Linked DNA regions of Mus musculus: region 2 is linked to region 1. A link is a loop called in an ENCODE intact Hi-C map of the cell type or tissue named here. Cell type or tissue: left cerebral cortex. All regions are shown on one strand. Region 1 has its middle 8.1 kb from the start of Fthl17b. Region 2 has its middle 15 kb from the start of Ssx9.

Region 1 (2,500 bases):
TCAGTGTCTTTTATGTCTCCGTTTTCATTTGTGATTTTGTTTATTTGAATACTCACTTGTTGTCTCATGGTTAATTCGGCTAAGGGTTTGTCTATCTTGTTGAGTTTCTCAAAGAAGCAGCTCTTAGTTTTGTTGATTTTTTTTGTATTATTCTCATTGTTTCTAATAGATTGATTTCAGTTGAGAGTTTGATTATTTGATATTGCTGTTGAGAGATATTAATGACCAATGATTGTCTGTTTCTGTGTTTTGATGTTTGGAGACACAGAGAGAGAGAGAGACAGAGACAGAGACAGACAGAGAGAGGAGAAACAGAGAGACAGAGAGAGTGTGTGTTTGTTTGCTTCTCTTCTTTTGGTTTTGCTGTGAAATTGTTATTTTTTTTTTTTTTTTTTTTTTTTTGCGGGGGATAATTACCTTCCTTGCTTCCTTGTATGGGAGTTTTTCTTTTAGTATCCTCTGTAGGGCTGGATTACTGCCAAGATATTGTTTAAATTTGGGTTTGTCTTGGACTATCTTGGTTTCCCCATCTATGTTCATTAAAGATTTGCTGATTATATTAGTCTTGGCTGACATCTGTGGTCTCTTGGAGTGTGCAAGACGTTTGTCCAAGATTTTCTTGCTTTTAGAGTCTGTGTTGAGAAATCTGGTGTAATTCTGATAGGTCTGTCTTTACATGTTACTTGGCCTTTTCCCCTTGCAGCTTTTAATATTCTTTTTTTGTTCTGTACTTTTAGTGTTTTAATTATTATGTGGCAGGAGGATTTTCTTTTCTTGTTCAATATTTTGTCTTCTCTAAGTTTTCGGTACATTTATAAACATCTCTTAACTAGAAAATTTAGGGAAATTTTCTTCTATGATTTTGTTGAAGATATTTTATAGGCCTTTAATCTGGGGATCTTCTTCTGCTATTCCTACTATTCTTAGGTTTGTTTTTTTCCCATAGTGCCCCAAATTTCCTGGGTGTTTTGTGTTAAAAACTTTTTAGATTTGGCATTTTCCTTGACTGAGGCATCAATTTCTTCTATGGTATCTTCTATGCCTGAGATTTTGTCTGCTATCTCTTGAATTCTGTTGGTGATGCTTGTGTCTTTATTTCCTGTTCTCTTTCCTAGGTTTTCCACCTCCAGGATTACCTCCATTTGTGTTTCATGAATTGCTTCTATTTCCATTTTCAGGTGTTAAACAGTTTTATTCATTTCCTTCACCTGTTGGATTGTATTTTCCTGTATTTCTTTTAAGGAATTTATTTCCTCTTCAAAGGCCTCTATCAATCAATCATCTTCATAAGATGGGATTTAAAGTCATTGTCCTGCTCTTTATGTGTGTTAGGATATCCAAGGCTTGTTATAGTAGGAGAGCTAGGATCTGATGTTGCCAAATTGCCCTGGGTTTTGTTGATTGTAGTCTTGTGATGGTTGTCTCTGGTTTTGGCTGCCCTGATAGTCTCTGGTGGTATCAGGCCTCTGGACATCAGGTAGAACTGGTGTCCCTAATGGCAGAATATTCTGGTTGTCTTGGGTGACAGCAGGCTTTCAGAGGAGCAGGCAGAGCTGGTTATCCTGGTTGTCACAATTGCCTTGGGTGTCCTGGTTGTCCTAGTTTTCCTGGTTGTCCTGGTTGTCCTGGTTGTCCTGGGTGGGCACCAGGCCTTGAGGCAAGCAGGCTGAGCTGTGACCTGGGGAGTAGAGTACAGATTCAGGATTACAGGAAGAAGTGTGATTTGGAGATATGGGGCAGAGGGGATAGGGCAGGCCTCTCAGCTGCTGGACTTCTTAGCGTCCCAGCAGCGAGGGGGTTGGGGTGTGGATATCTCACCTGGTTATTCTGAGTGGCAGCAGGACTCCTGGGAGGCAGGCTGAGCTCTGGCCCAGGAGTGAAGTGCAGATCTGGGATTCCCCATCTCATTCTCACTCCTGCTGATCATCCTATACTTCCAAAACGTTGTTCTTTCAATTTTCATATTCTTTTTTAGTTGTTCAATGCATAAGTTTAATTAGGGTCTCTACAGATCCTTAGTGTCCAGTGATGTCTCATGAGCCCTCCCCTAGCAACTGTTAACTGTCTACATATCCTCAGAGTTCACTCTCTGAGACTTTATAAATGTTTAAATCCTTATGGCAAGGTAGCAAAGGTTTAATCACATTCAGAAAATCACAACTTCTTAGTGTTCTCATAGTATTGACTCTGTCCAGCCTTAGAGCCTTTTGTCCATGTGAATGGCCCTTTTCCTCCACCTCTTATATCTTTTCTTCTCCCTCATCCATGATGTTTCTCAACCCATAAGAGGGGCAAAATGCTGTCCCAGTCTGGAGTGAGCCTTCAACAGTCCCTTATTCCTGATACTTTGACCACTAAAGAAAAGAAAAGAAAAGAAAAGAAAAGAAAAGAAAAGAAAAGAAAGAAAGAAAGTTTCTCCCACCAAGCCAAAAGACAAACTGTGTCCTGTGGGGATAAGCATAAATACATATATTGACAAATTGCCTGGTTATCATTTTAT
Region 2 (2,500 bases), 220 kb after region 1:
TATGTCGGGGCCTGGCAAACACAGAAGTGAATGCTCACAGTCAGCTATTGGATGGAACACAGGGCCCCCAATGGAGGAGCTAGAGAAAGTATCCAAGGAACTAAAGGGGTCTGAATCCCTATAGGTGGAACAACAATATGGACTAAAGAGTACCCCCAGAGCTCATGTCTCTAGCTGCATATGTAGCAGAAGATGGCCTAGTCAGCCATCAGTGGAAAGAGAGGCCCATTGGTCATGCAAAGTTTATATGCCCCTGTACAGTGTAACACCAGGGCCAAGAAGTGGAAGTGGGTTGGTAGGGGAGCTGGGGGGGTAGGTTATGGGGGACTTTAGGGATAGCATTTGAAATGTAAATGAAGAAAATACCTAATAAAATTTTGGAAAAAAAACTTTCCATAGAACTTTGTTTCACGTATTCTTTGTATTGCTTTGTTTTGTGCTATCTTATCTATTTCTGCCCTGAAATCGATTATTTCTTGCCATCTACTTCTTTGCAGTGTGATCTCCTCTTTCTGTTCTAGAGTTTTCAGTTGTGTGTGTTTTTTTTATAAGCACTTAATGCTATGAATATCGCCTTTAGAACTCCCTTCATTGTATTCCGTAAGTTGCGGATGTTGTGTATGAGTTTTCAATCAGTTCTGCAAAGTATTTAACTTCTTAACTTCTTTTTTCACTCATGTAGTGTTTTGAATGACAAGGTTCCCAGCCCCACAGACACATAGATTTCAATAATAATTACCAGGGAGTGGCACTACATGAGTGGCATTAGGAAGAGTGGCCTTATTGAAGAAAGTGTGGCACTGGAAGTAGGCTTGGAGGGTTGAAATGCCCACACCAGAGCCAGTGTCTCTCTCTCTCTCCTGCCTGTGGGTCAGGATGTAACACTCTCAGCTGATGCTCTAGCAATGTGCCTGTTGGCTTCCCACCATGATGGTAATGGACTGACCCTCTGAATTAGCCCCTAATTAAATGTTGAATTTTATAGAAAAGTGTTGTCTTGGTCATAGGGTTTCTTCATAGAACAATAACTAAGACAAAGACACCAAAAATTTGCCTATATGTAAAGTTGAAATAATTATGAAAAACTCTTTGAAAAATAAGAAAAATCTTGAATTTTGTGGTGGATACTCAAATTTGGGTAATCTGGAGTCTAGCTCTCCTTGTGAGCCAAGACTGTTTCTGGAGAATATCCATGTACACCCTGCCCTCTGCTGGTCACTTTCTTAAATGCAGTCTTCTCACAAACAAAGAGGAAAGGCTAGGACGATGCAGAGAACAAGGACGGTGACTCATGTCTGACCTCTAGAGGCTGAATAGAACCAGGCAGACCCTCCAGAGGTGCCCCTGAGACAAACTGCATCATGTTATTTGGAACCACTTGGCACCTGCGCTTTAGCCTCCAGAGACACCACCACACGTGCATCTCAGTCGTCAGAATGATCACCATCTTCTGGAACAGTGAAACTGTTCCTGGAGGATAGAGAGTCCAAGGATCACCCACAACAGCCCTGCTGAGAGCCCTGCTGAGAACCCTGAGTCTCCTGTGCTCTCTGCCTGCTGTGGCTCCCATAGCTGCCTCAGCTGCCAAGACAACTTACCAAACTGTTTAGAAATGTGGTCAGACTTGGAGAACCTGGGAGGGGAGGCTAGATGGAGGAAATGAGAATAGGAGGAGAGAGAAGAGTAGAGTGATCCAACTTGATTTGCTTAAAACCAGAGGGAAAATCAGAAGAATATCTGAGGTAGCACCAGGAAAAGGTGAGCCAAGCCAGACACCATATTGTTAGGAGACAGTGGAAAGATAATTGTGCTAACAGAGAGAGAAGTTAGTTTGTGACAAGTGAGCCAGCAGAAGCTGAGCTGAGCAGATAGGCTAAAACCGTGGTTGTCATTTGGAGTTACTTGTGTTAGGGAAAGTGGGAGAAGGGGCAGTTGGAGCACATTGTGGAGGAACTGAGGGAGGAGCGGTTAAGACACACGTTGGAAGGGACTGTCCTGGAAACTGAGAGGAGGGCTGATGTTTGCAAGAAAAGGGGACAGAAGAACCTGCAAAGTAGCAAGAGAGGAAAGCTACAAACAAGGATGGGGAATAAATGTTTCGACTTCTGCAAAAGGTCCAGTCTATGGCTCTGATTACTTCACATCTTTGAGGCTCATGGCACTACATGAGTTCTTTATCCAATGGCCTTGAGGAAGGTTGCCTTGCAGTTTGGCTAGAATCATGCAACTACTCCCATGTGACCAAGTTGCCTTCCTTAACTTACTCTGGGCTGTTTGCTTTGCCACCATGCTGGTTTGGATGTGAATGGTCCCTCTAGGCTCATAGATTTGGATGCTCAGTGACGACTTGAGAGGGATTGAGTGGTATGACCTTGTTAGAGTTGATGTGTCACTGGGGTCTTAGGGTTTCAAAAGTTCAAGGCAGTTTAGTGTACAGCAGTCTCTGTCTCTCTCCTGTATCTCGACCCTCTCCTTTTCCTCTTCCTCCCAACTTCTTTCT

Evidence for each region. Peaks named below come from ENCODE experiments on the same cell type or tissue, not always from the same donor. Only the 100,000 strongest peaks of a DNase experiment are listed, where the experiment ranks them.
Region 2: a loop joins it to region 1, with 6 times the contacts of the local background. A loop is called at or near these places in 2 of 42 quality-filtered maps.

Annotation. Positions count from the first base shown.
Region 1 is chrX:8,953,599-8,956,098 of GRCm38, reverse strand. No RefSeq gene overlaps it. Among named protein-coding and RNA genes, the nearest start is that of Fthl17b, 8.1 kb to the left of the region's middle. In left cerebral cortex, no CTCF peak of the experiment used is centred here; no DNase peak of the experiment used is centred here.
Region 2 is chrX:8,731,858-8,734,357 of GRCm38, reverse strand. No RefSeq gene overlaps it. Among named protein-coding and RNA genes, the nearest start is that of Ssx9, 15 kb to the left of the region's middle. In left cerebral cortex, a CTCF peak has its summit at 1,197 (motif pointing left); a DNase peak (open chromatin) is centred at 1,223.